2 separate regions of the Homo sapiens genome follow, and region 1 is linked to region 2. Evidence: chromatin loops called from intact Hi-C (ENCODE). Cell type or tissue: chondrocyte. All regions are shown on one strand. Links, peaks and the distances in the headings refer to the core of each region. The heading gives the core; the rest is flanking DNA. Region 1 overlaps ME1 (malic enzyme 1). Region 2 holds the start of ME1 (malic enzyme 1).

Evidence for each region. Hi-C counts contacts between places; a loop is a spot of excess contacts. Peaks named below come from ENCODE experiments on the same cell type or tissue, not always from the same donor. Only the 100,000 strongest peaks of a DNase experiment are listed, where the experiment ranks them.
Region 1: a loop joins it to region 2, with 2.6 times the contacts of the local background. A loop is called at or near these places in 8 of 110 quality-filtered maps.

What each region holds. Positions count from the first base shown.
Region 1 is chr6:83,215,024-83,231,768 of GRCh38, reverse strand. It overlaps ME1 (malic enzyme 1), which reads left to right. Exons shown (of 14, transcript NM_002395.6): 10 at 2,838-2,943; 11 at 4,292-4,434; 12 at 7,836-8,009; 13 at 15,173-15,271. Among named protein-coding and RNA genes, the nearest start is that of RWDD2A, 30 kb to the right of the region's middle. In chondrocyte, for the core only: a CTCF peak has its summit at 9,686 (motif pointing left); no DNase peak of the experiment used is centred there.
Region 2 is chr6:83,423,672-83,440,416 of GRCh38, reverse strand. ME1 (malic enzyme 1) reads left to right here and starts at 9,366. Exons shown (of 14, transcript NM_002395.6): 1 at 9,366-9,540. The coding sequence starts at 9,463. RefSeq lists enhancers at 7,951-9,150, 9,093-9,262, 9,883-10,152 and a silencer at 9,473-9,662. In chondrocyte, for the core only: a CTCF peak has its summit at 9,230; DNase peaks (open chromatin) are centred at 9,206 and 9,596.

The DNA of each region.
Region 1 (16,745 bases), core at 5,977-13,976, 210 kb after region 2:
GCAAAAGGATTTCAGCAAGGGATCCTGAAAAGGGAGAATGAAGGGAAAAGACATCTACTCATCTCCATACCAACTGAAGTTATTGGCATAACGAATATGTATTCCAAATCAGATTTTGAAAAATAAAGAAAAATAAGCCATTAGTCTAGAAAATAGAAGTCCAAAGGTACAGGTAGTTGCCTCAGTATTACCGGATTTAGAAAAGGTTGTCACATTCCAGTAGTTTCTTTAAACTAGGTCATCAAGTCAATTTTGAAAATGGTAGAGAACATACTTGGGAGACATTTTGTGTGTGTGTCTTTTGCTTCTTCTGTTTTGTCAAGTAAGACCTTCAGTATTGCTAGTATTACCATTTCGTGATTCCTGGACTTTTTTCAGCATTCTTTCAGCACTTGTAAGTCATACCAGGAATCAAGCCTTTGAAAGTGTTGCCATGGGTAATTTATGCTTCTTACTAGATGGAATGTCTTCTGGCTAAGTTCTGGCTTCAGTGTCTAGGAGCTGCCAGTGGGTATACTATGATTAATAAAGATGTTTATGATTAAGTATATATCTTTTTCTTTTCATACATTATTCATCTGTCTTTTTTATTATTTGTTTCCCATTCTAGGCAATTTAAATATTTTTCATTATATCTCAGCTTGACAGCCAAAAAAGCTGTGACTTCCAATTTATCTTATTCTATAGCTTTTCTTCTTTAGACTCATTATTGTATACTTTTTTGAAAACATAGCACATAACCTCTTAAAAACGCATGTGGTAGGGATATGATAGATCATTTAGTACACTGATTCTCAAAACTGGCTAATCATTTCTTTTTTTTATTTTTTATTTTTTTGAGACAGAGTCTCGCTGTCGCCCAGGCTGGAGTGCAGTGGTGTGATCTTGGCTTACTGCAAGCTCTGCCTCCTGGGTTTATGCCATTCTCCTGCCTCAGCCTCCTGAGTAGCTGGGACTACAGGCTCCTGCCACCACGCCCAGCTAATTTTTTGTATATTTTTAGTAGAGACGGGGTTTCACCGTGTTAACCAGGATGGTCTCGATCTCCTGACCTCGTGATCCGCCCGCCTCAGCCTCCCAAAGTGCTGGGATTACAGGCATGAGCCACTGCGCCTGGCCTACAGCAGATTATTAATAGGAGAAAATATACCAAAACTTTAAGTGCTGGAATTATGATTTTTTTCTTCTTCACAAAAATTTTAATTGCAACAACAACTAGCATAGAGCTCTTACTATAAACCAGGTACAGTCCTGAGTGTTTTACATGCATTACATTTCATTTACCCCACAAACAACCTGATGAGGTAGAAGTCCTTATTATCCTTATTTACAGATGAGGAGACAAGCACAAAGAGGTTCATATGTTTCAAATTTTTTAATAATTCAGTATATTGCTTTTAAAAACAGAGCCTGTCTCTACTAAAAATATAAAATTAGCCGGGCACATGCCTGTAATCCCAGCTACTTGGAAGGCTGAGGCAGGAGAATAGCTTTAACCCGGGAGGCGGAGGTTGCGGTGAGCCGAGATCGCGCCACTGCACTCCAGCCTGGGCAACATGAGCAAAAACTCTGTCTCAAAAAAAAAAGACAAACAAAACAAAATTAAAAACAACAACAACAACAACAACAACAAAAAAAAACAGAGCCTGGCATGGTGGCTCACGCCTATAATCCTAGTGACTCAGGAGGCTGAAGCGAAAAGATCACTCCTGAGGCCAGAAGTTCGAGACAACCCTGGGCAATATAGCGAGACCCCCATCTCTAAAAAAAAATGATAAATTAGCCAAGCATGGTGGTGCATGCCTGTAGTTCCAGCTACTAGAGAGGCTTAGGTGGGAGGATCCCTTGACCCCAGGAGTTCAAGGCTGCAGTGACCTCTGATCCACAGCACTCCAACTTGCATGACAAAATGAGACCTCATTTCAAACAAACAAAAGCAACAGAAATAAAATGATAATACCCTTTAAAGAAAGAAAATTGTACTATCTTCATTATTAACAATTTGCAAAGACTATGACATACTATTTGTTAAGTTTTTGCCCGGGGTGATTCTGTGCTATATTGAAAAGGCTTTGAGTTCTAGTACAATCTCTTGCCTTGAGCAAGTCCCTTAAAACCTCTGAACATGTTTCCGCATATGTAAAATGACTATACTTATACTTGTCCTGCTTCTCAGAATTGTTGAGGGGATCAAATGAAATATGTGAAAACAACTTGTAAGTCATCAAGTACCATATAAAATTAGGCAGTGATCCATTATGTAGTCAAATCTTTAAAATTTGCAGCTAGAATATTATAATTAGATGTTTACTAGATAACACATGGCGCATTCATAATCAGAACATTAAAAACAAAAACATATAAAATGCATACTTACTGAGAAAATCTAACAATGACATAAATATGACTTCAAATTCTTTTCTTAGTCAGTAGCATAAATTGGTAGGGCTAAAGCTGAAGCCAACTCCAAATTCTGAGACCTGCTATAAAACACAATGTGTGACGAACAATATAATTATTTAAATTATATTTTGCATGGCCATTTGTTAATGCTAGTTCTCACATGTCTGTAAAATTAGGATTTTTAATATCAATTAAATGAAGGACTTTGTTTTGTTCACTGTTACATCTCCATTGCCTAGAACATTGACATATAAATATTTGTTAAACGAATGAATGAAATAACATTCTGACAATTGAAGAAGAGATTTTAAGAATAGCTGTAACACATCATACATAAAAATGTTAAGCATAAATATTTGTAATATATGTACCGAAATTTATTGACCCTCACATGTTTGGCAGATTCTTAATTTTTTCTTACTGGCTTTACTTAGGGACGTGCTTCCTTAACACAAGAGAAAGAGAAGTTTGCCCATGAACATGAAGAAATGAAGAACCTAGAAGCCATTGTTCAAGAAATAAAACCAACTGCCCTCATAGGTAAGCATTTTCTCCTCTCCCTTCTCCCCTACCCCTTATTTTGACCTGATTGTTTTTTTTACTACCAATTTTTGAGGTATAATTTAGCCTTTTTGAATTCAAAAAACTACACGTTCGCTCAAGCGACAGTACCCTGTAGAGACCTAGATTTTTAACTTTAGTCCTGTCGTCTTTCTCTTACTGATCTGAGATGAAGCGTATGGCCCCCTCCTCTAACTCAGCCTGTTAATACCTGGCACGTTCAGCACTTTTCTAGGCTTGATTACTCCAGATAGACAGTGGTTCTCAAATAAGAGGGATTTTTGCCCTGCAGGAAACATTTGGCAATGTCTGGAAGCTTTGAGTTGTCTTAACTAGGGTAGCGGGGTTGGAAGGGAGTAAAGGGAGGGGCTACTGACATCTAGCAGATAGAGGCAGCGGAATGATTCTACTAAATATCCTGTAGTGCACTGGACAGCCCCTGCGACAAGGAATTATCCAGCCTAAAATGTCAATAGTGCTGAGGTTGAGAAATACTGCAGTAGATAAGACCCTCCTGGAAGACAGGGATCACATCTCACAAATCTTTATTTTCCTTATAGCACTTAATACAGTACTTACACAATGCATGTGCAGTGCAAGACTTTAAAGTGGTTTTAGAAAACTCAAAGGAATTTATGAAACTTTATTCTTTATTTTGTGCATATATAATTTTGATTTTTACCTTGTATTATACTCCATTCCTACAAGCTCTTGTGAAACAGATGACAACGTTGAAAATAATGATGATAACTACAATAAAAGAAGTACTTACTCCATGACAGGAACTTTACTAAGTGTTTAATATTGTTTTTACAAAATATATTCTGTCAATAATCTTATTGTTTTTCATTTCCATTATGCTAATTGCTTTATTCTTCTGTTAAAGTTACTTCAGTGGGTGGTACTTTACTTTTGCAGATGAATCAGATGGTTGTCTTAAGTGATAGCGTTGGTTTATAAAACTTAATTGCTTTGTAGCCTGACAAGACTGAAATATACTCATAGAATTGCTTATAAAGAAAGTTTACACATTAGATACAAATTTCCAAGTGATTGGTAACTAACTCAATGTACTATGGAAGCCAAATATTATCTTTAGTTTTTAATAGATATTTGTAGATTTGTGACCCTAAGGATTGTAAGGATTGTTGGCATTAACAAACTTGCCTCTTTTTGTCACTATACTTGAATACAAATAGTTTATATAGCATTTTGTTTAGGGTCTATTAGAAAATGAGCTGATAGATATCATTGATTTGAGGCATGGTCTTCTTGTGTGAATTAACCAATGATAGTGTTAATTACCAGCTTCATATTTCTTCATTAGGAGTTGCTGCAATTGGTGGTGCATTCTCAGAACAAATTCTCAAAGATATGGCTGCCTTCAATGAACGGCCTATTATTTTTGCTTTGAGTAATCCAACTAGCAAAGCAGAATGTTCTGCAGAGCAGTGCTACAAAATAACCAAGGTAAAGTAAAACTATAACAGATATTTTAATAATCAAATTTTTATTCATTATAGGGAGGCCTAGGATATCTAAGGTGCTTACTGTTTAAGTTTAAAAATTATACAACCAAAATGGAAAGAAAAGCACACAAATCAGAGGGATAAGAACTATTTCCTTTTCTAGAATGTTGTATAAATCCTCTTCTTCAACAAAATAAAATACATATTTTAATGTTTTACTGATAATTTTCCACAAGTGATTTGGAAATAGATATCTAAGATTTAAACATAAAAGTTAAATAGAAAGGAAGCAGCTTGGTTCTAGAGGCTTATTAAAATAGCTTTTAACTAGCTATTCCCAAACACTGAAGCATACAATGTAAAACCACAACCTTATTTTTGCTTTGCTAAATCCTGGGTTTGGGTTTTGGTACTATGGGTGGAACATTTGGGCAACTATCTTGACATCCAGCCAGACTGGGATAGGAGTCCTCAATGCTTCAACATTTTACTATGATTTATTTTATACCATGTTTGTACTAATATGTATTTGGCTGATATGCTGAAAGGAGCCTTTTTTCCCTTCAAAGACTTTAAAATATCATTACAACAAAATAGAGGTTGAGTCATATCTATCTAAAATGTTTATTTTGGAAAGAAATCCAAAATGAACTAGAGAGGTAAACATGAACGCTATGTCACTCTGCATTAACTGGAACTTAATGGCTCTATTTTAATCATATATCCTTAAATGCTCAATACTAGAATTAGTGATTTTTCTTTTTGGCAAGGAGCCACTCCATTGTTTATCTCTCTTATTTGGGATGGCATCAGTGTTCTCACTGATTTTAATTTTTATCTCATCTCTAGATTGGGGAATTTGCCTCACATTATTCAGTAGTCCTTAAATCCTTAAAGGAAAAAAAAGTCCTTTCAGCAACAACCAAGTCTTAGCATCATGCCTTGCACCTACTAGGCATATAATAAACAAGTGTTTAATTAATTATTTTGTCTTAATATATCTCAACAGGCCTCAAGGGTTAAGAGACTTATCTATAACACACATAAACAAAATTAGCCAAATTTATGTAGTTGTATTTTAAACTTTGAATGTGTCTGATATAAATGTATGCCTCAACTCTTTCTTATCATCTTGCCTAATGTTCTATGTTTTTCTACATAAAACATTGAAAGTTATTTTGAGGATGAAAATTTAGACACTGGTTTGGCTAAAGGATTGGAGAAAAAGGAAAGGTCTGCCTGTTGCTGGATGTGAGTTTCTGCTACTGTAGGCACAGGTGAAGATAGGAAAGGTTAAGTTACAATATACAGAAAGACTATTGAACCATAAAAATATAATCTAAAAATGGTATGGGAAGGTTCCCTTCACCATGTTAATAACATATATATATGAGAATATTTAGCTAGCTACAGTACTGTCATTTATTTAATGACATTTCTCCTTAAAATATGGTGATTATAGAAAGGCAGGAAGAGTGGGAGTGCAGGAGTGGGGGAGATATATATATATATATATATATATATATAATGTTACAGGCCTCTTTCTCAAATATAATTTTCCAAAACCTTTATATATGAAGTAATAATTTAGTTACATTAGAAAGTTGTTTATAACAAAATGTTTTATCTGCTAAAGAGCTTAAGGTATCAGACTTGTCTGAAAACAAAACCGAATTCTGTGCAAAACATAACAGTGTCTTATAAACAGCTAGATGAGAATTTGTTTTTCTGCCTCATCTATTTTCATCTTTTTGTCTCTCAAAGAAGGTTGAATTTCTGTTATACAACTTTAAGAACAACTAAAAGGTATATTATGACATTTGCTAAAAATAGGTTAATATTAATATCATTATTTAGACTCTAGATCCAAGAGATATGAAAGTTAAAACCCATTCTGTCATCGTTTAAACTATGCCTTGGGGATTTGATGCTTTAGACTTTTCAAATAGATTTCTTAGACTGTGATGCTTTATTTGTTTAGGGTTTCTGATTCCTACTTTGAAGCCTAAATACTCTCAACTAGATGTCCACTCTCACCATCACAGACAAATGTTCTTTTGATTAGCAATATGAAATGCAGCACCTAACAGGCCCTAGTTAATGCCTTTTTTTTTTTTTTTTTTTTTTTTTGAGATGGAGTCTCGCTCTGTCACCCAGGCTGGAGTGCAATGAATGGCACGATCTCGGCTCACTGCAACCTCCGCCTCCCAGTTTCAAGCAGTTCTCCTGCCTCAGCTTCCTGAGTAGCTGGGATTACAGGTGCCCACCACCACACCCAGCTAATTTTTGTATTTTTAGTAGAGATGGGCTTTCACCATGTTGGCCAGGCTGGTCTCCAACTCCTGACCTCAAGTCATCCACCCTCCTCGACCTCCCAAAGTGCTGGGATTACAGGCGTGAGCCACCGCGCCCAGCCAAGTTCATGCCTTTTTAAAGCAAGCAGTACATGAGATTCCTCAAAACAATTATGACAAAATATTAATACTAGGCAAAATGAAGACAATTGTTGAAAAATATTGATAACTTAATCTTCTTCTTCCTTGCCAATTCTACTCCTGCCAATGAGTTTGTTTCCTATGTGATTCTCCACATAACTATTTTATTTTATTTTATTTATTTATTATTATTATTATTTTTATTTTTTTTTTTTTTGAGCTGGAATCTTGCTTTGTCGCCCAGGCTGGAGTGCAGTGGTGTGATCTAGGCTCACTGCAACCTCTGCCTCCTGAGTTCAAGCGATTCTCCTGCCTCAGCCTCTCAAGTAGCTGGGCTTACAGGCACCCACCACCACTCCCCAGCCACTTTTTATATTTTTAGTAGAAATGGGGTTTCACCATGTTGGCCAGGCTGGTCTCAAACTCCTGACTTCAAGTGATCTGCCCCACTCGGCCTCCCAAAGTGCTGGGATTGCAGGCATGAGCCACTGTGCCTAGCCCACATAACTCTTTACAATATAGAAATATATATGATTTTCCCAGTTTTTATTTTGGAAATGTGTCGATTCCTAAACCCCAACCTAAAATATCATTATTTTCAATACTTAAATATTAGCCCATCATTTTTTATCTTCAGATGTCTATAATTGGAAGCCTATATAGAAATGGTTGATGAGCCTATCGGTTGAACCACTGCAGAGAATAGAGTGATGGTCTTAGGGCATCCTGTACTTTGCATGCTCCTCCTGGAAGTAAAGAGTAAGACAGAGAATAGTAATAATCACCCATTCCAGAACTGGTTGCACAACATCACAAAAGCTTGTCCAGACTTATTAGCAAGTTAATAAAAAACTAGACTTCTTTCTAAGTACTTATAATTTAGGCTGTGGGGTAGTTCTGTTATGATACATTTGTTTTAAAATATTCTGCTTCTTTTTAAAGTGAGTTGTATGTGTCTTTGTTGTAGGGACGTGCAATTTTTGCCAGTGGCAGTCCTTTTGATCCAGTCACTCTTCCAAATGGACAGACCCTATATCCTGGCCAAGGCAACAATTCCTATGTGTTCCCTGGAGTTGCTCTTGGTGTTGTGGCGTGTGGATTGAGGCAGATCACAGATAATATTTTCCTCACTACTGCTGAGGTATTGTAAAATCCTCTAAGTTTACCAAGGGTTTAAAATACCAAGTGTGCTCAGCCTAGGTTGTCTAATGTTTTATTTATCTAGCATCTCAGCTTACTCTCTGAAAGAAGTAAAGTCTGAAGAACTTCCCAGTGGAGTATAAGGGGTGGGTAGCATGTTCATACTGACTCACAAACGAAAGGTTCTTCTTCAGTAGTCATTAGAAAAATTGTGTTTTTGATTTCTTAAGAGGAACATTTTTGTGTCTTCACACATCAGATCAAGTTCTGTGACAGTGATGGGACAATTAAAAATATTGTTTCCAGGGCTGGGTGTGGTGGCTCATGCCCCTAATCCCAGCACTTTGGGAGGCTGAGGCAGGCAGATCACTTGAGCCCAGGAGTTCGAGGCCAGCTTGGCCAACATGGTGAAACTTCATCTCTACTAAAAATACAAACATTAGCCGGGCATGGTGGTGTGTGCCTGTGATCCCCCCTGACTCAAGAGGCTGAGGCAGGAGAATTGCTTGAATCCAGGAGGCAGAGGTTGCAGTGAGCTGCGATTGCACTACTGCACTGCATCCTGGGCTACAGAGCTAGATTGTTACCTAAAAAAAAGCAAAAACAAAATTGTTTCCAAATGATGATTAAGTGGTAAATATTTCCCTGTTGAGAACAGTGCTTAATAATGAATGGCATTTTGAAGGTTTAAAGTGAAAGTCTGATATGGTATAGTGGACATGTTTATTATTCAGGGTTCAGTACAGGAGACAGAAACCACCCTAGTATTTAAGCAGAAATTAGATCAAAATAGGAAATTAGTTGTTTATAAAATCATTAAAAGAATAGGAGAAGTGAGCTCTGTCTGGGCCTTGAGGAAAGATTCTCAGAACATCACAAAGCAGGCCCACTGGGGAATCTTGTACTGTCATGAAACTGTGAAAGATCTGAGATTTTACTCTACTTGCAAGCTAACAAGTTAGCCACAATTTCATAGATATTGACAGAAGACATGAAACTCTTAGGTCAGAGACAAAGGACTTTGATAATTCCTGGCACAAGAGATATCATGAGCTGCATGTTCCTATCAGTTTCCCTCCTCCTCCCAAGCCTCAGCAGGATGATACGGTGATTGGGCATATATTTATAAAATCATGAGCTTTTTGATAATCATCAGGTTGATGTTCATCAGGTTGATATCATGTTTCAGATTTGAACAGGTAACCATTTATGGATGAGAAACTTGAGTGAATTTCTTTTCTTACGATTAAACCTTTGCAGCTGAACTGATCCAAAGAACTTGATTGATATTCAAATATTTTTATCCTGCAAATATTTTTTCCATTGTGAAGAGGAACCCCAAGAATGTAGACAAAGATTCTTATGTTACTGATGTGATCTAAAGGAGCATAATCTTGGTGGCTAGCACCCGGTGTCATTCTATGAGAACAGATGCTTGGAAGCAATAATGTTCTCCTGTCGTTTTCTTCACTGCATTAAAAAGCATGCCAGCTGATGTCACAGGTTTTCTTTAACTCAGAAAATCTTGTTAAACATAAATGGATGTCTAATTACTAAGAGAGCATGTAAAAGTAGCTTTTGCATTAAGGAAAATGTAATCATTGTCTTTTAGAATAGGCACATCAGAGTTTTGGTTACCTGCAGTAGTCAGTGTTTTCTTTCTTAAATAACTCTAGCACCCTCTAGTGACAAATTCCGTGAAAAATATTTTCAGTTTACTCTCCAAGAAAAGTAATAATCACTACCAAAAAACACTTTGAAGGAAAAAAAAAATGTGGTGTTGTCAACATACCACATCACTAATTCTTATCATAGCTAGTGATCTCTCTGGCTGCATCTCTTGGCCTTTCTACTGGTTTTCTCTTAGGCTTCAACACAATATTCCTGTTTTTTATATCATCTAAATTATGTCCCACTCATTATTTTCCTTGTCTCCTTTTCATCTCCCTTTTAAGTAAGAGTTTTTTTTCTAGCATTCATTTTTTGTTACCAGTTTTTTCTTCTCTTTTTCTTATGCTTTCAAAGATCTCATTCATTCATTCATTTCTATTATCTTCATTCTAGTAGTGGCCAAATCTGTGTATCTCTATTCTCATCTTTTTCCATATCTCCAGTTGCCTGTTGGGTAATTCCACAGACATGCCCTACTGTGTCCTTAAACACAACATTATGAAAGCCTTCCTTATCTTTCCTCACTGTCAGCATTCACATTTTTATTAGTGATACCCCCTTTCCAAGCAGGCAGCAAAGCTTAGAAGCTTGACATTCTTTTCATTCTCCCTCATCCCATAGCCTTCAAACACACCATGCATATGTATGCCTGTGTAACTGCTTTATCTCTTATCCTGTCTGGAAAGACCTGAGAATTATTCTCCAATGATCTAAGCTTCTCCTTTAGGGTACTGCTTAAATACCACCACATCCTGGAATCTTTTTGTGACAAGTCTAGCTCATCTTGATCTTTCTCCGTAGCCATGACTGTCTTTATTACACACTTTGACATTTAATTTTATTTCTGGTTATGATACACTCCTGAGAGCTTCCTATTGTAAAAGATTAGGTGTTGCCTTTATAACTAAATTGTAGATTATCTTTTTTTTTTGAGACGGAGTCTCGCTCTGTTGCCAAGCTGGAGTGTAGTGGTGTGATCTTGGCCCACTGCAACCTCCAACTCCCTGGTTCAAGCAATACTCCTGCCTCAGCCTCCCAAGTATCTGGGATTACAGGCACAATGCCAATACGCCCAGCTAATTTTTGTATTTTTAGTAGAGACGGGGTTTCACCATGTTGGCCAGACTGGTCTCGATCTCTTGACCTTGTGATCAGCCTGACTCGGCCTCCCAAAGTGCTGGGATTATAGGCATGAGCCACCGCGCCTGGCCTGTAGATTATCTTTTTTAAAGACAGAGAGTCTTCCATATACTTCTTTTAAAACTTCAGTAGTATCTAGCACCATGCTAGGCACAAAGCAGAAAATTAGTAAATACTTTTTGAATAGGATTAAATAGAATGAGTCATGTATCTTAGCAAGAGGAATAAATACAATACCACAAACGTTCACTACCAGATGGCCCCAAAAAGAAGAAAAGTACTTCTTGTCTAGATTATATTTTGTAGTTAACAAAAGTAACATATAGGAGATATTTCTGAATATTTTGTTTTGCAACCACAAATTTAATAACTGTTAGGATTATTGTCAAAATACTAGTTGAATCTCTTATGGAACTAGAAATGTCATGGGTTAGCACCAATCTCAAAGAATATTTCTGGACATTTTTATATCATGAAGAGATTTTTGGCTTTCCTGGCACTATAGACAGTCTTCTGGACCTCTGGTGATCAGCCCTCCTGGCCCTGTGTGGTCTGTAGTGTATCCTGGGAATAGACTCCTCACATCCTGTTCACACCTGGGAGACAAATCTCAGCCTCCTATCTTCACACCACTTCTCCTGAATCACAGGCTGGTGTCTTCTCATCTGCCTTGCTCCACTCCTTTCTGATATCTGCTCAGAGGACCCTTTAGATAATCATCATGGACAGTCACACATGGAGAGTAAGGATTCAGAATGATTCTTCTTTACTCAGCTATCCTGTGACTGTCTCCAATCTCTTTAAAATGACATTTGTGTGACATCCTAGAGAAGAAACAATGAAATTGAATGCCAGCAGTGTCCTGGTGTTTATAGGTGGAATACACATATTATGTCATATAAATAGTTGAAAAAACTTGAAGTTGATTCGTTATAGAACTTGCCCCCAAATCAAATAGCTAACAATCTATACACTGTAGAGCCAGATCTGACACCAGAAGCTATTTTGCTTCCATTTGGCCATGTGGGCTGCCTATTGGTTCTTTTTTAAAACAAAATAGCTGGCCAGATGCAGTGGCTCACGTCTGTAATCCCAACACTTTGGAAAGCTGAGGTAGGTGGATCGCTTGAGCTCAGGAGTTTGAGACCAGCCTGGCCAACATGGTGAAACCCTATCTCTGCTAAAAATACAAAAAAAAAAAAAAAAAAATTAGTTGGGCATGATGGCACACAGCTGTTGTCTCAGCTACTCGGGAGTCTGAGGCGGCAGAATCACCCAAGCTAAGGGAGATTGCCTACACTCCAGCGTAGGCAATCTGAGTGAGACCCTGTTTCACATACATACATACATACATACATAAAACAAAATAGCTAAGTTTAATTGAATACTTTTCTGACAGACACTGTCTGTGGTAAATTGTTTGCTGGCATTTATTTCATTCAATCCTTATGAATTAGGAAGTATTATTAGTCCTGTATTACTGATGAGAAAACTGAGGTCTAAAAAGGTTAATTAATTTGCCCAAATACAAAACAGACAGTAATTGATGGAATTAGAATTCAAACATAGGTCTACCTCACACCAGAGCCTGAGCCTTCAACCACCATGCTCTGACATCTTTTTAACATTGTGCTATTCATTTTGTTCTATCCAATTAAATACCAATACCTGACACCCAGAAAAGTTTTTGCTTTAACATCTAAGAAATTATTATTTAAATCTGCCACATCTCCTTTGCAGAACAACAAGAATTAATAAAGTTTTTTAAAAGTTTCAATTCAGTGGAGCAATTAACATAAAATGGTTTTATTTTGCCCCAGTCATTGTTTTAAATCATTCTCCACCAGCTCTCCCTCTTGTTTCTCTTAGTGCCATTTCGGTAAGAGCCCATAACTTTCAGTTCACTCATTCTTTTAATATTCTTTTAATTAAATACCTAACATATGCTAGGCATTATTCTGAGTGCTGAGAATACATCAGTGAACAACAATTAAACATCTGTGCAGTTCAAAATGTTATATCCAATTCAAATGTCATGTCCTCTCCCTGCAGTAGGAGAGGCCTGCAGTAGCAGTTAGAGAAAACCCATCTGTTCTTTTACTCTTTCTCTGAAGCTAGCACTTTGAGGAATTTGGGGGGAAATGTTTGGCTCGACTCTGAGAAACCTCCTCCCTCTTTTTGTTAAAGACTACTTCTTCAAATACGTTGGAGAAAAGAAGGAAGGGCATGGAAAAGGGCAAACATCTCTTTTATTAACTCGATTATTAACTCCACTAATTCTCTCTGGCAGGGTCCAAATCTGGCCCTCTGATGTAGGATGTCTGGCTTCAGCCTAGCTTCCTTACACTTCTTCAGGTCCCCAGGGATGCAGAGGCCTCCTCTGCTATGGCCGCTTGACCTTGGAAACTCATGTACCCATACCAGATCCACTGATGGGAATGTATACAGCTTACAGCCACCCTGTCTGTCTGGCTCTCCCTTTCCCATTCTCTTCTCTGCTTAAGTACACATACCTATAACTGCTCACGCTGAGGAGGGGAAAAGAATGCCCCCCAGTCTTTCCTTGAGGACACCATAAGCCTTTAAGAAGGAGTAGCATGCACCAAGAAGAGGGGAGGAAAAAGCCACTACATTACCCAGTAGGCCAAACCATGGTTCCAGCAAATTTCCCTGCCTCTCACTAGCTCAGCCTTCTGGAAGGGGGTGGCTGTGGTTTGTGGGGTTGGCAGGGCTGATTCTACTTTCTGAGGTAGATGGCAAGCCCCACTTGTTTGGTGACTTCCTGATAGTGTGGAATAGTTAACGTATCTTTGTCCTGAAGTTTGGGACCCTGATGACCAATTCTAGGGCAAACATCCTGTTACAAAGGCAAGAAATTAATGAGTTAAATGATGAGTTTATTATAAAATTATGGTCAACACCCTACAATTATATGTTATAATATTTTGTATAATATGTAGAGCAATACTAATCAAACAAATAGTTATACTAGTAACTTTACCTCCTTCTCCTTTCCATCTTACCTCTGCCTAAATGTCCCTGGTCAGAAGTCCTTAGTCACCGACGGGATTTAACTCCAAACTCCTTTTTTGACATTGATAATGCTCCAGTCCTTATTTCTGTACCCAGACCCTCTGCTCCCCCAGGTCAGGACACTTGGGCCTGCTGAGTCCAGCTCACACACAACTCTGCCTTTGGTCTGACTCTGTTTTTTGTCTGAAATGCCTACCTACTTTCTGTTTGTCTAACTCCAGGCTTTCCTGTAGGTTTGCCTTTCAAGCCACTGTGCACTATAAGGCCTTCCAGAACTGCTCTTCCTCTGGATTTCTTAGCACCCACATTTCACCATTAGCCTAAGCCGTCTTCTCTTTCAGCGTTCTCTTTTTCTTCCCGTACTCTGTTACCTTACTAAATTATACATCTCTCAAGGACAATAACACTTTTCTTAAGCTTCTCCGTAGTGTTATGCTTGTTCAGTGCATATATGTTTGCTGATGGCAAAGAATAATATTTTGGAAATAATTTCATGATTTAAAAATCTAAAAGATATTAAGATATACTGAAAAATAAGTATTTGATTATTTAAAATGTTACAAAAGAGGAAGGTTTCCTACTCCCTCTCTGCATCCACATTTTCATGGAACAAAGGCCTAGGTATAAGCTGATTTAGATTTGCCCCCATCTAGAAATTTAATCAAAGTCTTAGAGCTGGAGAGAACATCAGGGTTACTGAGTCTCCCTCTCTGCCTTAGGGTTCAATACAAAATTTAACACTGTTTGATTTGGAACTAGGGAATGGTTTGGGGACAGTAAATGTTGAGGCTAATTAGGTGATTTAGATAATCCAGAGTCTGTGTAAAATTAAAATCCTATTTGTAGTGAGACTCTGAACTAGCTTTCTCAGCCTTTTGCTCTACCTCCTGCACAAGAATATGACTCAGAGCTGGGAGTAATGGCATGCTTAGCCTTGGATAGCTGTCCTCCTCTGCTTTCAGGATCCATTTTCATTACTCTATCATCTTCCTCTTTCTTTCTTTTCTTTTCCCTTGTTCCCCTAATGTATCAATTGGAAAGTATCTAGCATTTCATGGTACAATAGAAAAGGAAGTGGACTAAAAGGAAACCTAGATTCTATTCCCATCTTTTTCACCAATTATGTGATCTCAACCACCACCACACCACTCTGGGCTTATTTCTTTGTTGATAGAAGTGGGGATGAAATTAGGTAATCATATTAATGTCACTGGTTTTTGTATAGACCATTATATGTAACCGTTCACTTAGTTATTGGCGTACCCACCACATTGTATCGTGTGAAGTATAAACACTTTTTTTCTTTCTTTTTTTCATAAGGTTATAGCTCAGCAAGTGTCAGATAAACACTTGGAAGAGGGTCGGCTTTATCCTCCTTTGAATACCATTAGAGATGTTTCTCTGAAAATTGCAGAAAAGGTAAAACCACTCTTGTTCAAGCTTCATTATTTTTCCTTCCTTTTCTTGCTAAATATGCATTTTTAAATATTAAAAATCTGCTTCCTTGAAATGTATATCTGTATCAACTTACTATGTCAGAAGTCAGAGAAATGAGGCACACTGACACTGTAGAGCTTAGGAGCTACATTTGCTTCTCAGAGAAGAATGGAAGTATTGGGCCGAATAATTAATTTCCCTCTCTATCGTTCTTTTTTTCTCCTAAAATTTAAATAATTCATTAGGGCTTCCTGTCAGCCAGATTTCTCCCATTTCACCTTTTTAAAGTTGTTCTTTTCTATATCACATTAGTGATAATTAACCAAAATATTACAGATATGTTAGAGTAACATTTAGACCTTGAACCACCTTCCATATCCATGTCACTATGATGTGTGGCATCATAAATGACAGATCACAACTGATAATACTGGGCGGAAGGCAAAATAAAGAGGTCAAAGAACTTGAAAGCTGTTTGGGTGGCAGATGAGCTACTGAAGGAGTTAGCCAAGAAGAACCCAAAGGCAGAGAAATTTTCTGTAACTAAACTGGAAGATAAGTGGACTTTTTTTGCAGTGTAATTGTATTAGTTTTCTTGGGCTGGGATAACTACATACCACGGTTATGTAGTAACTGTTTTTAAATATTCAAGCCACAGACTGTGTGGCTTAAACAACAGAAAACTATTTTCCCATAATTCTGGGAGCTAGAAGTCTAAGATAAAGATGTTTGCAGGTTTGGTTTCCTCTGAGGCCTCTCTCCTTGGCTGGCAGATGGCTGCCCTCTTTCTGTGTCCCCATATGGCCTTTTCTCTGTGTGTGTACACGCTTGTGTGTCCAAATTTCCTCTTCTCTTAAGGACACCTATCAAATTGGATTATAGACCATTCTAACCGTCTCATTTTAACTTAATTATCTCCTTAAAGGCCTATTTCTAAATACACTCACATTCTGAGGTACTAGTGGTTAGGGCTTCAACACTGAATTTGGGGTGGGAGGAACACAGTTTAGCCATGACAGTAGTTATATGTTTAAATTGGGGTTTCTCTACTTCAGCGTTGTGGACATTTTGGGTCAATAACCATCATGCGGCTGTCCCAGGCATTGTACAATCTTCAGCAGCATTCCTGGCCTCTGCCCACTAGATGTCAGTAGCATCTGCTCAGTTGTATCAACCAAAGCTGTTTCCAGACATTGTCAAGTATCCCCTTGGGGGCCAAATTGCTCCAGATTGAAAATCACTAGCTTAAGCTATTAGCAAGTTATCTAAACAACACCATTTAAGAGTCACATATCATTATTTATCTCGTTGACTGAAGGCAGTCTCTTAAAAAAAGAAGTAATTCTCTAAAAACCTTTACATAATAATCTGCTTGGTTATCTATGAAAAAGTATGTTCATATATTCTACTAATATGTATCTGCTAGTTTTTAAGTAGTTTAAACTATTAATATACT
Region 2 (16,745 bases), core at 4,497-12,496:
AAAAAGAGTCCAGGACCAGATGGATTCACAGCCGAATTCTACCAGAGGTACAAGGAGGAACTGGTACCATTCCCTCTGAAACTATTCCAATCAATAGAAAAAGAGAGAATCCTCCCTAACTCATTTTATGAGGCCAGCATCATCCTGATACCAAAACCGGGCAGAGACACAACCAAAAAAGAGAATTTTAGATCAATATCCTTGATGAACATTGATGCAAAAATCCTCAATAAAATACTGGCAAACCGAATCCAGCAGCACATCAAAAAGCTTATGCACCATGATCAAGTGGGCTTCATCCCTGGGATGCAAGGCTGTTTCAATATATGCAAATCAATAAATGTAATCCAGCATATAAACAGAACCAAAGACAGAAACCACATGATTATCTCAATAGATGCAGAAAAGGCCTTTGACAAAATTCAACAATCCTTCATGCTAAAAACTCTCAATAAATTAGGTATTGATGGGACGTATCTTAAAATAATAAGAGCTATCTATGACAAACCCACAGCCGATATCATACTGAATGGGCAAAAACTGGAAGCATTCCCTTTGAAAACTGGTACAAGACAGGGCTGCCATCTCTCACCACTCCTATTCAACATAGTGTTGGAAGTTCTGGCCAGGGCAATTAGGCAGGAGAAGGAAATAAAGGGTATTCAATTAGGAAAAGAGGAAGTCAAATTGTCCCAGTTTGCAGACGACATGATTATATATCTAAGTTCCACTCTTATTTGGAAGTCTTGAATGGATTTGTGTGGATAACAAGTACAAAAACCTTGGATATTGTCAAAACCCCAAAGTGACTTAATAACTTTCCTTCCAAATCCACATGATTTTTTTCCCTCCTGCCCAAAGATTCCCCAGTTTCTCTTCAGGAATTGGACCATGTCTTCAAAATGCATTTTAACACTCTAAATTTCCTCTGGCCTACGTGCTTTCATTCAGGTCTCTCCCTCTATCATGAATGAATCTCTTGTATAACTCTCCTGAGTACAACCTTTCATGCACACATTCTCCCTCTTCCAAGAACCAGAAAATGTGGAGCTTTGTCATTAAATTAGGAGCTTCAGCTTAGAACTAGATTAGAAATGCCAAGTGTCTGGTGACATTACAGATTGATAGTTTGTGCTTAACGCTGGCTTCATTCTTTTTCTGGCAGGTCATTGGATGTTAACCACTAGTTAGAGTGGTTAACAAAGTTAACAAATTAAAAAAGTTTGTGTTTTGACCTGATCTCCAAAACAAAGAATATTCTGTCTAGATTATTCAAATTAAATGAAGCAATTTGATAAGGCTCTTTTGTCTGTGTGATTTTTTTTATTCATTTAAAAAAATATATCTGTTTGAGATAAGAAGCCAAATAATTTAACACGGTACCAGAAACTAATGCCAATTTTAAAGCAAGAATTAGCTAGGCATTCCAAAGAGAAGTTTTAATAGTTTTTGAACCACTATATTTTTGTGTTTGTAAAACTTTACTCAAAAATAAATATTAAATGTTTATTTTCTCTAACTCTAGCATCAAATTTCTCAAAATATGTAGAAAAATACTGAGAAGTAAAAAGCCACGTAATACTGTTGCCTAGCGAATTACTATTAGCATCATGTTGTATTTGAAAGTCAATTATTTATTAAATAAGTTATATGACAATCTGTTCTTTAGGTAGGTCTGGGTTAAATAAATTCAATCTATATTGTTACAAAAAAAGTTAAACTTTCTATAAAGTTTTTAAAAATTTTACTTTTTAATTTTTAAGATCATTTTGGTTTATTTTTAGTCTGGCTTTTTCAAAGTAAGGATAGCAGGGTGGATCCACACAGGTGGAATAAGGTATTCTGAAACTTACCCTCCCTAATTCAGAGTTGCATTATGTGGCTGGCTTCAGTGCCTACTGGCAAGCAGTCAGAGATTTTAAGGTATCCACACTGCAGGAAGGTAGTAAAGTATGATGCCAGATCATCATCTCAAATTAACTTTGGAACAAAAGAAAAAATAGTGTGATTCCTAAAGTTTTATAATATATTGCTTTCATTATATCCTCCCCTGGGGTATGTTCCAACTGTTAAGTGATCTTTTTTTTTTTTCCTGAATGTAAAAGTAATAGATACCTTTTTTTTTTTTTTTTTTTTGAAAACTTCAAACATTACAGAACTACAAAAGGAAACAAACCATCAACAGTTTGGAAGCAGATTTTTCCAAATTGAAAAAATTTTCAGGCCACTTGTGGTGGCCCAGCACTTTGGGAGGCTAAGGTAGGAGGATCGCTTAAAGCCAGAAGTTCAAGTCCAGCCTGGGCAACATTGCAACACACTGTCTCTCTATAAAGAAAATTCTCCATCCATTCAATATTCAGTGTCCAGTATTATTTTTAATATGGTATTCTTTTTTTTTTTTTTTTTTGAGACAGAGTCTCGTTCTGCCACCCAGGCTGGAGTGCAGTGGCATGGTCTTGGCTCACTGCAACCTCCGCCTCCCGGGTTCATGCAATTCTCCTGCCTCAGCCTCCCGAGTAGCTGGGACTACAGGCGCCCGCCGCCACACCTGGCTAATTTTTTGTATTTTAGTAGAGATGGGGTTTCACCATGTTGCCCAGGCTGGTAGCAAACTCCTGAGCTCAGGCGATCTGCCCGCCTCTGCCTCCCAAAATGCTGGGATTACAGGTGTGAGCCACCATGCCCGGCTAAGTTTTTCTCAACTTATTTATTTATGCACATTTTATATTGGTGTCAAGAATTTGTCCGTATCAAGTGCACCACCCTCTCCTTATTTCAGATGAGTTAAAAAAGTGACATAAAAAAGTGTTGGGAACAAACAGTTAAACAGGTTTCTTTATACATCCATGTGTGTGACTGTATTTTCCAAATGGCTGCAACATTTATCCTATCATACAAGCTCTTCTTACACGTAACTTTGACACTCCTCCAATTGGGACAGGCTTTTATGACTGTTTGGATCAAGAGAGTAAGAAAAAAGTGACAATATGTGACCTCTAAGGCTAGGTCACCCAAAGGAAAGGCACATTCTGTCCTTTTCCCTGGAATGGTTGCTCTGAAAGCCTTCGAGCTCCCGGTAAGCACTTTGACTGTCCTGAGGCTGCCATGCTGTGAAGAACTCAAACTGGCCCATAATAAAAGATCATATATGTAGAGAGCCTGAGACTACTTGAGAGATAGAAATAGAGATGAGGGTGGAGATAAGAGAGAGAGAGAGAGACAGAGAGAGCATGCATGGCCACCCCTCACCCCCTTTTACCAGCCACTGTTTAACTGCAACGACATGAGAAACCCTGGGCCAGAACTAACAATCTAAGACCTTCTCAAATTCCAAATGCACAGAAACCATGAGAGATAATGTAATGATTGTTACTGTTTTAAGCTATTAAATGTTGCAGTAATGTGTTACATACTGATAAATAGCTGAAATATCCCATAAGCTTTTCCTAATTTGGGAGTGACATAATTTCCTTTCTTCTTGTAGAATCTGAACAGCTCTACCATTTTCAACCTAGAGAACAGGTTTGGACTGGCACAGGCACTAGTGGCAAGCTTTAGCATGACATACATAGATAGCTGACCCCTGACCTAGATAGAGAAATGATGTTTTGTAGAAGGTATACTGTGGTGATAGCTGGGAAAACATGAAAATTAGAAACAAGCAGTTTCAGAAAATTTTTACTTTGTTATATGAGAGTAAAAAACACAAACAGAAAAATCCAATACAATATTAATTAATTCTACAAGATTAATACTTAACCTTGTCTAGTCACTTAATTCTACTTTCTAAAGCCAAAACCTGTAATTGCTAAAATTGTAAGTAAAATTTATATTCTTAGAATATTTTAATTTCTTTCTTTATTTTCTTTTTTCTTTTTTTTCTTTTTTTTTGAGATGGTGTCTTGCTCTGTTGCCTAGGCTGGAGTGCAGCGGTGCAATCCTGGCTCACTGCAATCTCCGCCTACCAGGTTCAGCGATTCTCCTGCCTCAGCTTCCCGAGTAGCTGTGATTACAGGAGAGTGCCATCATGCCCAGCTAATTTTTGTATTTTTAGTAGAAACAGGGTTTCTCCATGTTGATCAGGCTGGTCTTGAACTCCTGACATGAGGTGATCTGCCACCTCGGCCTCCCAAAGTGCTGGGATTACAGGCATGAGCCACCGTGCCTGGTCAATATTTGAATTTCTTTTAGTGATTGATAGCGTTTTCTTTTTAAAAGATGTAAGTAAGTATACAGAGAAATGCACCTGATTTATTTTTGTCTTTGTTTTCATTTGACAAATACCCATGTAGGGCTTACTATGATGAGGATAAATCATTGGAGGAGACAAAGGGAGGTAAGTAACTTGACAAAGTTGGCAAAATTGGAACAGGAGCCCAGGAACTCTTAGTCCAAAGTCTATATTCTAGATTACTAACTTTAATGCCTTGTTGACAAGTACACCAGCTATTATCTGTCTAAATGAGTATTTTCCCCCTTCAAAATTGAAGTATTTCTGGGAATATCCCCAGTGGGGGCAAATTTATTATGAACATAGAAGCGAAGTGTTACTGAAGCTATCTTTTATTTACATTTGAAAGAATACTTCTACCATTCAGAGAGATTTTCAAGTACTTAAACACAAGACATCCCAAATACCAATAAAAATACAATTTAAAACATTATGAATATTCAAAAATATCAGTCTTCATGTTGCTAATTGCTGAAGTGCACACTCATTTCTTTTACAGTTCGGATTTCATAATTACCTACTTCTTTACTTGTGTATTGGCTGTTTCTCCCCATAAGCTTATGTTTGCATACCAGTGCCTAGTCTAAGGCTTGGCATAGAGGAAGTGTTCAAGAAACATTTTGAATAAATTAAGGGGGAAATAATGTGAGGGAATGGGGAATGGCTTCATAAGATGAACCAGATCTGGAAGGAAAGGAATAACATTTGTTGAATGCTTACTATGGGACAGGCACTGTTCTAAGTGCTTTACATGTCTATCTGTATTATATGATATGACATAGTATAGCTTGTTTATTATCTCAGTAGGATGTAATTTCTAGATGACAGAGAATTTGTATTATTCACTATAAATCTTCCAGGGCGTATATCAGGGGCTGACACATAGTAGGTTAATCTGTAAATATTTATTGAATAAATACACAAAAATCACCTCTTTTAATCCCCATAACAACTTTAAAAGGCAGGTACTTTTAATATCCTCATTTTTCTGATGAGGAAGCTGAGGCCCCGAGGTAATAAGATTTTCAAAGACACAGGGCTGGAAAGATTCAAACCCAGTCAGTCTGATTCTAGACTTCATTCTTGTTATGGATTGAACTGTGTCCCCTGAAAAGATATTTTGAAGTTCTAATCCCTGGTACCTGTGGACGTAAAACTAATATAATCTTTTTTTTTTTTTTTTGAGACAGAGCCTTGCTCTGTTGCTTAGGCTGGAGTACAGTGGCACAATCGTGGCTCACTGTAGGCTTGACCTCCTGGGCTCAAGCAATTCTTCTGCTTCAGCCTCCTGAATAGCTGGGACTATAGGTGCATGCCACCGCACCGGGATAATTTTTTTTTTTTTCAAGTTTTTTGTAGAGACAGGGTCTCACTTTGTTGCCCAGGCTGGTCTTGAACTCCTGGCTTCAAGTGATCCTCCTGCCTTGACCTCCCCGAATGCTGAGATTACAGGTGTGAGCCACAATGCCTGGCCTGAAACTAATAAAATGCTCTTAAAAGAATGTGGTATAGTGTTTACCCAGAGTAAATAAGAAATAATTCCAAAAGAGGAACTGAGAAACATTTCAAATAATGGCAGCTGGCCAGATGCTGTGGCTCACGCCTGTAATCCCAGCACTTTGGGAGGCTGAGGCGGGCAGATCACTTGAGGTCAGAAATTTGAGATCAGCCTTGCCAACATGGTGAAACCCTGTCTCTACTAAAAATACAAAAATTAGCCAGATGTGTGGTGCATTCCTGTAACCCCAGCTACTAGGGAGGCTGAGGCAGGGGAATCACTTGAACCTAGGAGGCGGAGGTCGCAGTGAGCCAAGATTACGCCACTGCACTCCAGCCTGGGCAACAGCGTGAGACTCTGTTGGGGGGAAAATAATGGCAGCAATGTTGAGAGTATGTGCAAAATTTCTCCAGCAGTTTGCTGTCTTGAAGTACAATAGTTATGTGGACATCTGAATTTCAGAAGGTTTATTTAAATGCAGTTTTACTAATTTAGAATTTTATTCCATATGCCATGTTATCAACTGGGATGTGAACTTTTAACAAAATGGTTTGAGGAATGAAACAACTGGGTTGACTATCTGAGAAGAAGGAAAAGAATCAGTGCTTTGTAAAGAAAATCAGTATGTTGCATGCATTTACGGTTATAAATAGCTATATATGTGAAACTAATAAGGTAGTATAACTTGAGTTACTCTGCGATTCATGTAACAACATCTGTATGAACATTACAATAACACAGGTATGTATATTTGATCTTTATTTATTTAAAACATTTAATTAAGGGCCCAAATGCATTGGATTAGACTTGTGCTCTCTAATTCGATGGTCACTGGCATGTTACTAAGCATTTGAAATGTGGCCAGTGCAAATGAGATACTCAGTTTAAATTGTATTTGATTTTAATTTAAATATAAAACAGATACTCAATTTAGTCATTGGAAAACTTTAAGGTATATTTGCAACAAGTTAGGTATGAGAGTCTACTATTGCAAATGTAAGTTTTATAAAATTGAAATACAGATCAAATTTCTGATAAAAATTTGGTGTCTAAATTGAGATGTGTTATAAAATGCACACTAGATTTTGAAGACATAGTAGTAGTGTGCTTTTTGTGTGAAGAAATACAGAATCATTTAGTTAATATTATAAATCCTCACCTAGATATGTATTTTTTCTATTAATCTTTTTTATCTCATGAAAGTAAAATATTAGAATTGCTGTATGTACTAAGAGTTATTTCCTGAATTTTCTATACTTGCAATCTCAACTGACATTACATCAGAGTATCTATTACAATCATATTTTATGTTGTAAAAGCTCTTTGTGTGCTAAACTATAACTTGGGAAAGAAAAATCTGATTTTGACTGATGGCATTCTCACCTGTGTATAACAGAAATCTATGTTTTAGTCTCTTAATTTGTGAATGATACCCATTCTTAACATTACCAATTGCTTTCAGAGTGACAGTGCAACCACAGTTTGTTACAAGGCAAATTAAAGCAGTTTTTTTCTCTGCATCTGTTTTCCTACGTTTTTGGAAATAAAACCTAACCTTATGAGATTATTATTTAAAAAAGACTGAAAATTTTGATATTCTAGCTAACATTTATGTAGAAAAATAGGTTCTTTCTAGTATTCTTGGAACTACATATGAATGTACTAAATGGCTTCTTCAGCTAGGCCTTATCCTGTTTCATTCAAGATGACGGCGGTTATTTTAATAATTAAAATAAACATACAGATGAAAGATGTGAACTTTACCTACTACTGGCAGGATATTGTAATCCCCTTGTAATGTTGCCTTTGAGGGAGAGGCCATATACTCTTTGTGGGTTACTCCCTGTACTTATAACACTTTTCCTATCTGTAGATATTAAATCTCAGAAACAGGAACAGGTAGGTAGTATATCTAAATTCATGTAATAAGTACTTTATTATAATAAGGGTCTGTTGTACTAACATTTTTGTTTCTTCTTAAGCAGCTTGAATTGGCTCCCATGCCAGCTGTTAAACTGTTTCCTCTCACATAAAACACCCTAACTGTAATGTGTCTCAGTTAATTCAGGAGAGTGAGTTGTGTAAAGTACACCTTTTTCTTAGATGTTGTAGGATTGAGTATTTATGGAGTATAGAATTAACAATGAAAGGTGTCATTTAACTTCAAGGATTTTTTTCAAAAAGAACTTTGTGATGCCTAGAAAATATTCTCTATAAAAACAACGAATTCTAGATAATTCAGGCGAGGTCAAAGAAGCTTCTAAATGTAAATACGGACAAAATACAATTACTGTAAGAAATCTTTCTGATAAGGCAAAGTTAACATAACTAGAAATGAAAACACTGTGATTGGATGTGTGTCTAGTATATGGAGATATAAAATCAGCAAATAATCTCAAACACTATCCTTTGTAATATCAGTATGCAGAGACAAATGGGACAGAAACTAGCAATCCTATTTAACTGAAAAGGAAACTGGGGCACAGAAGGCTTTAGTGTCTGTTGCTATTAATTTATTTTTATCAGACAGGCACTCCTTTTGGCTATGATCTGACTATTCCTCCAGTCCATGAACCTCCAAGCATAAATATCAATAAAACAATAAAAAAATGGCCCGGCGCGGTGGCTCACACCTATAATCCCAGCACTTTGGAAGGCGGAGGCGGGCGGATCACCTGAGGTTGGGAGGAAGGCCTGAAAGACTGCTTACTCATCATTATTCAGAGAGAGCAGTGGTTCTTGAACATCAGGTTTCTAGAACTCCCAGAGAAATAATATACAAGATAAACAGGACTGTTCATTGGGCCTTTGCACCCTAACACCTTGACTCTTATCTTATTGACATTCAAATACAATTCCGGTGGAAAATCTGTAGAAACTGACAGGTGTGGCGCCTGAGCTCTCCTCTCTGGGCTTCCTCCCAGTTCCCTTGGGCCTCGGCATTCTGGGTCAAGGTTGGTTCCCTCCGGCCTCAGGGCCCCGGGCATGGCCGGCATCCTGGATGGCACGGCGAAGGTTGTGGATCTGTAGAAAGAGGGCTTCCAAGACGCTAACAAGACAGGAGAGACGAGTCTGATTCTCCTCAGCCTGTCGAGGTGTTCTGTCAACAGTTCTGGGGACCCCTCACGAGTCCTTCCGTCCTGTAATCCCCCTAGGTGTCTGAGCGACCGCCGGCTCTGCCTGAACCGCTCAGGTTCGCACCTTCTGGCATCTTCTCGCACTTTCTCCAGCCTTCCCGGGCAGGGGGATCCTGGCCTGACGCTCCCCGCTCCCTGCCCCCGCCCTGGGTCTCTGGGGTCAGCAGAGCCACCCAGTGCACTGCGTTTAGGCATGCCCACATGGAGAGAGGCGACCACAGCGGTGATCATAAGCCCATGGTGGGCAGAGGCCCTATGGAGCCAAGGGCTCCGGCCGCCACCCCCGCTCCGCCACCAGCAGCGCTGCCAGGACTCGCTCTTCCTCCTCCTCCTCACACGCCGGCTCGGATGATCTCCTGCCATGACTCAGCGCTTCTCGCAGGCTGCCCTGCTGGGGACACCGGCTTCGCTCGGGCCCCTCCCGACGCGTCCACCCCCTCTCGCCACCCACGCCCGCCCCCAGCCGCTGGGCCTTTCCCAGTGCGGCCGCCGCCGCCACAGCTGCAGTCAGCACCGTCACCCCAGCAGCATCCGCCGCCTGCACCGCGCGTGCGGCCCGCCCCGGCCTGACCCCGCCGCCGAACCCGGCGCCAGCCATGGAGCCCGAAGCCCCCCGTCGCCGCCACACCCATCAGCGCGGCTACCTGCTGACACGGAACCCTCACCTCAACAAGGTAAACCCGCAGGCCCACCTGGCCGCCCATCGGCCCCTCTCTATCAGGGTCAGGGCCCTCTTGCAGGTCCCCGCACCATGGCCTCGCCCCTCCGCCGCTCCCCTGGGAAGGTTCCCGGTGAGCGGCCGCGGCCTGGGGGGCCTTGGTGTGGGCAGAAGGAAGAAGGACGCCTAATCGGGTCCGTATCCACTAGAGTGATGGCAGGGCAGTGCTGGTGCCTCTGCACCTCGGCATCCCATGTTAGGGATAGAGGTAAAGGTAAAGGTTAGTGATAGAGGAAAAGGTGATACTTTTCGGCAGCTCTTCTCCAAAAACAAGAGCCCAGACAATGAAAGTAGTATCAGACAAAGTGTGTGAATGGAGTGCCAGGTCAGACTCCATGTGCCACTCACTTACTGGTTGCACACACAGTGTGGCAATTATTGGAAGTTGATAAGGCGAGAAGTGGCTCAACTGGTCCTGCCCAGACAGAAACGTGTACTGAGTGCCTTCAGATCACGTTAGCAATCTGGAAATCCAAGTCCTCTCGGTTTCTGGAGTGACACGGTTAAGAGTCTGGGAATGCGTGGTGGGTGGCCTCTGTCTTGGACACTTTGCATGGCTTGGTAGAAGAACTCTGTCCCAGACATGGGACTGTGGGTAAAGCCATTTCTTTTCTTTCTTTCTTTTGTTTTGTTTTGTTTTGTTTTGTTTTTAATTTGGCTTTCTGGAAGTTAAAAAAAAATTTTGTTTAGAGCTGCTCTCTTTTTATTAAAGGGGAATTCAGTGTACACCCTGTTCAGAGACTCCTTTTCGGATCCTGGTAACATTTCATTTTCCTTCACTGGTGATGCAATATAAGCACTCGGGATGTCTCTCAAATAAAAAATACCTCCGAATTTATCATTTTGCTTCCACACTTATTTTACAGCCAGGTTTGTCTCGGGATTGTTCCTTTTGTGTGTGTGTGTGCGTGCGCTTTGGACATTTCCTATTTATTCAGGAGTCTGAAAATGCCATCAGTCAGCACAGAGGTTTGTTTAGTTATTTTGGTTGTCTCTTTGGTGGACTGCATTTCACATTAAGAACAGAAGCTCAGCTTTTTCCTTGTCGTGTTCCTGATGATTTGTTGATCATATTAATGACTTAAAGACATGATTTATTTAACAAGTTATAGTCAGTGTGAGTGATTTTTTTTGTGTGTGTGGTGACAGGCACCTTTTACAAATCTATGACTGTGTGCTATCTGCCGTCATGTAGCATTATTAAATTGTAAATAATTCCAACTTATTTCTTTCTTTAAAATAAATTTAATTGCTAGTTTGATTGTTTTTTCTTTTCTTTTATTATTCTGCAGGTTTGCCACCTATTTTCAGTAGAACAAAAGTAAAATTTGATGTGACAAAACTATTTGTGACTTGTATGTGTCACCTGCCTACTGTAATTTATGACCAAGTTGTGGGTTGACACTTAAGAAGGACCACATGAGTTGTATAACCTGTTTGATTTTCCTCAAGTTGGGGGCAAGAGTGTCTATTAAGAGTATGTAGATGGCATGAGCAATCCCTGAGCAAGAGTAATTATTGCCTTTACTATGCTTACATCAAGAATTTATTATTATTATTATTATTATTTGAGACGGAGTCGCGCTCTGTCGCCCAGGTTGGAGTGCAGTGGCGCGATCTCCGCTCACTGCAAGCTCCACCTCCTGGGTTCACGCCATTCTCCTGCCTCAGCCTCCCGAGTAGCTGAGACTACAAGCGCCCGCCACCATGCCCGGCAAATTTTTTGTACTTTTAGTACAGACTGGGTTTCACCGTGTTAGTCAGGATTGTCTCGATCTCCTGGCTTCGTGATCCACCCGCCTCAGCCTCCCAAAGTGCTGGGATTACAGGCATGAGCCACCGCGCCCAGCCAAGAATTTATGATATAACAATCCTTGTGACTCCTGTTCACAAGGTTACTAGGAATTAAGGATTAATTCCTACTTCAGAATAATAGTATCACAAAGATCTTCTATCAAAGATAAGATGTAACATTAATATGTTAAAAGCACATTTTCAAATTTGTAATACTTGAACTTTTTATCTGCATTATGTCAAATTGGATCCACAATCCAGTGTACCAACTTGGAGGCAATCGATGGAATAATCTTTTACTCAGTTCTAGGATGGTTATCTGGTACCTTATGGGAGTAACAGAGTTTCCTATGTACCATTGAAACTACAGCTATGGGACTTTCTTCATCTGTCATACATTCAAGACCTCTAGGCCTTTAATTTTGCTAGTAGCTCAGGAATGTTTTGGCTTATTTTTATTCTTATTATTTTGTAATAACCTTGGCTCCAAAGAGACAAGAGTAGATTTTACTTCCCTCAACAACCCAGCCTGTCACATGTCTTCTTCAACCACACTAACACAGAACTTCATCATTTACCTTTGGGTAGCTGCAACAACAGTTTTGCTGGTTTTATTTCCATTGATATAGTTCATTCTACATATATATATGAAAGAGACACCTTCATTAATTAACATTTTCTTCACTTTTCTATTATCCAAGCATTTATAGTATGTTATTATTTCCTATTATGTTTAATGTAAAATCAGTCTGTCAATTGGGTTTACAGTCTTCTCCAAATTTATCTTATTCGTTCCCCAATGTAGGCTTCCACTTAAAATATATTTGCTGAATCTCTTAATTCTTTCCTTTTTGTGTGTAATTTCTACTATGAAAATGTCTTAGTTGATTTAATAATGATCTTTCTAGGGAAGCATTTCTTAGTTATGTTAGTCTTATTATTTAACACCTCTGTTTTTATGTATTCAGTTGTACTATATAATTTTGTATTTACTAACTTGTCTTTTTATTTTCCTTTTTTTTTTTTTGAGACAGAGCCTTGTTCTGTTGCCCAGGCTGGAGTGCAGTGGTGTGATCTAGGTTCACTGCAAACTCTACCTCCTGGGTTCAAGTGACTCTTGTGCCTCAGCCTCCTGAGTAGCTGAGATTACAGGCATGTGCCACTATGCCCAGCTAATTTCTATATTTTAATAGAGACAGGGTTTGGTCATGTTGGCCACGCTGGTCTCAAACTCCTGACCTTAAGTGATCTGCCCGCCTCGGCCTCCCAAAAGTGTTGGGATTACAGGCGTGAGCTACTGCACCCGGCCATAAGTTGTATTTTTTTTTCTTATTTCTTTGATTGTCATAGGGCAGGAGTCACAATATTTAGTACAGTATTTTGCTCAGTAGACATTAAATAAATGTTTACTTAATGAATGAGCCATGTCTTTATTTTTGTCTTTAAACAGAACTCAGCTTTTAAAGTGATAGTTTAGGCATTGTCCTCTTTAAAGTAATTTTGTGAAAATAAATTCACATTGAAGTCTAAAGTTTAGTTCACTTCCTATGCCATTATATAGTATGCTGAAATGTAGTCAGAAAAGTTGAAATGTGGTTTAAGCTTGATAATCTCATGAAATTTTAATTACTTGCTGGATAACCTAAGGGAGGTGCTTCATCTTGGTAAAATCAAAGTTAACAGTAGATATGGTATGAATTCAAAAATTTTCAAAAAACTTAAGAGAATTAGGATCTTCATTTGTTATGATTCATGTATGAGTCTAAGCCTTACTATTTGTTTGTATTAAAATATGCATCATTCAAGGTAGGATTTCATCAAAACAATTGGGGAAGTAAATCTGCCTCATGTTTATGAGATTTAATATTTTTCTGTGCATAGCCCTAACTATTTTTGAGATGCTTATCTTTGCCGGTTTTATATAAATGTGTCTAATTTAATGTTTAATGTTTTTTATTTTCAGGGATATGGTCTAATATAGATGAGTTGTGTTTTAAATTTTTTTCTCAATAATTTTCATGTGACTAATAATATTTCATAAATTGCCCTTCAAAATTAAAATTCTACACATAATAAAATAATCATGCCTATTTTTTATTCTCAATTAGTTTATTTCCCTTTGCAATGGTAGAAAACACTAATTGATAGTTCTATCATAATTGTGCTTACATGGTTTCTATATCTTAAGAGTAAATAATAACATGACCCATAAGTAAATCTCCAAACAACACCACTCTTCCATATTTTAGGCAGTTTGGTTCAGTATAAGTCATGTTTAAGAGTTACGTTCCAGTAGAAGATAGTGTTTTATCGAAGTTAATTTGGGTCATCATTACTAACTTTTACATCTAAAAAATCAGCTTTTGTAGCTGTTTGTTTCCTGGCATGACAAGACCTAGTTGGGTGTGTTGTAAGAAAGAGAGAGAAATAAGATTCATGGCAATGAAGGAAAAGTACCCTAAACCTCTTTTTCTTCAATGTAAACTAGACCTGAATGAATTATTCAGAAAATTTCATCCAACCACATTCTCTAGAGTTGCCTCTGCAACGTGAGAAACTGATTTATTATTTAACATAGAATCCCACTTATGTGAAAGTCATATACAGCCAGGTACCTCTGTATATGTTTGTTACCTTGCTGCAGTGGAAACAACAGTAGTAGTATAGAATATCACAATAACAAAATGTGTGCTGTAATAAGAAAGGTGAGTTTGATATGGTAACTCTTGAGACAGGTGATATGGAGTATAAAAAATATTGAAGAAAGGAATGGATTTGAGATTTTGCCTTTTTCAGCTCTGATTTCCCTCTAACTTTTGGACAGGTAGGGGAGAATGTGATGTAAAGGAATGGACATTCTAAAACTTTGTGCCTAGAAGAAATGAGCCCAAGTCCCAAGCCTCCCAATTAGCTGTGTGATATAGCATCTGGGAAGGTCCTCCTTGCTACATCATCCCATGGCGGAAGGCAAGATGGTAGAGGGTGAGAAGGAGCAAGAGAGGGCTGAACTTGCTTTTATAAAGGAACCCACTCTTGCTTGCAATAACGAACCCACTCCTGCATTAACAATACTAGTCACCTCATAAAAATCCCACCTCTTAACACAGTTGCATTGGGGATTAACAACACATGGACTTTTGGGGACAGATTGAAACCATAGTAGGAAGTCAGGTAATATAATAATGAATAATGTTCTCTAAAAACATGAGAATATAACTGCTAGAGCTTTTCTACTAATATACAGACCCTGGATTTAAAAACACTGGTATTATTTTTTCAATAATCAGGTAATGGTTGAGTAAGAACATCGGCAAAAATACTTGTGTGTTTGATATGGTTTGTCTGTGTTCCTACCCAAATCTCATCTTGAATTGTAGTTCCCATAATCCCCATGTGTTGTGGGAGGGACCCAGTGGGAGGTAATTGAATGATGGGGGTGGTTACCCCCATGCTGCTGTTCTCCTGGTAGTGAGTGAGTTCTCACGAGATCTGATGGTTTTATAAGGGGCTTTCCCCCCTTTTGCTCATTCTTTTTCCTGCCGCCATGTGAAGAAGGATGTGTTTGTTTCCCCTCCCGCCATGATTGTATGTTTCCTGAGGCCTACCCAGCCATGCTGAACTGTGAGTCAATTAAGCATCTTTCTTTATAAATTTCCCAGTCTTGGATATGTCTTTATTAGTAGCATGAGAACAGACTAATACAGTATTCATACCAATGTTAGTAATTATGTTATCAGGCTAGTTGTGATGGCTCACACCTGTAATGCCAGATGTGAGCCACCTGGGAGGCCGAGGTAGGAGGATCACTTGAGCCCAGGAGTTCAAGACCAGACTGGGAAACATAGCAAAATCCCATCTTTACAAAAAAGAAAAAAAAATACAAAAAGCTGGGCATGGTGGTGTGCACCTGTAGTCTCAGCTACTTGAGTGGCTGAGGTGGGAGGCCACAGTGAGCCATGATCACACCCACTGCACTCCAGCCTGTATGACAGATTGAGACCTTGTCTCAGAAAAACAAAACAAAGCAAAACAAAACAAAAGAATAAAACCTTAGAGATCCAGAGGCTGAAGGAGTTCTAAGACTTCCATTGTACTATTAGGCATTGGCCCTTTAAGCTTAGAATATATTTAAATACATTTAAATTGTCTATTCAGAGTCTTAAGATGGCCATCTAGTAAGTCCAGGAGAGAAGCCATAGAATAAAATCAGCCCTCCAGACACCTTGATTTTGGACTTCTATCCTTCAGAACTTTGATAAAATAAATTTATGTTTAAGCCACCCAGTGTGTGACGCTTTGTTGTGGCAGCCCTAGCAAACTAATGATATACTTCTGTAATTGAAGCAAAATTTCATAATACAGCACTTTCCCTTGCTTTGTTTAGTAGACATTTTCTGGACTTTGACAGGAACATGTAGGTGAGAAGCAGTAATGATCTAATCAGTCAGGTTTGCTTGTAGCCATTGCCAATTTTTGACAATCTCTGTCTTTTGATTTTTGTGTTTAGGCCATTTACATTTAATGTAATTGTTGATACACAGAGAGATAAACAGATTTCTATCATATCATAGGTGTCTGTTCCCTTATTTTTCATTCCTCTATTTCTCCTTTCCAACCTAATTTTTAATTACTTAAATATTTTTATTATTCCATTTTGATTTATTCTGTGAGTTTTTGACAATATTTCTTTGTATAGCTTGTTTTTAGTACTTGGTCTGGTGATTATGATACACATACCGAACTTTTCACAGTCAACTTAAAGTTAAAATTTCACCACTTCAATTGAAATATAGAGATCTTACCATTATATAGATCTCATTACCTTCCTCTATTTATGTTGTAGTTATATGTATTATATCCTCTTATATCTCTATATATGTATTACACAAATATTTTTAAAATAGTAATTTAATGTAATGTTTATACCTTTTTTTTTTTTTTTGAGACAGGGTCTTGCTCTGTTATCCAGGCTGGAGTGCAATGGCGTGATCACAGCTCACTGCAGCCTTGACCTCCCAGACTCAGTCCGTCCTCTTGAGTAGCTGGAACTTCAGGTGCACACCATCATGCCTAGCTAATTTTTGTATTTTTTTGTAGAGATGGCATTTTGCCATGTTCCCCAGACTGGTCTGAAACTCCTGGGCTCAAGAAATCCTCCCACTGTGGCCTTCCAAAGTGCTGGTATTATAGGTGTGGCCTGTAACTTTTATTTATTTTTATTTTATTTATTTTTCATTTTTTTTTGAGACAGAATCTTGCTTTGTCATCCAGGCAGGAGGGCAGTGGTAACATGGCTCACTGCAGCCTTGACCTCAAGGCTCAAGCAATCCTCCCACCTTAGCTTCCTGAGCATCTGGGACTACAGGC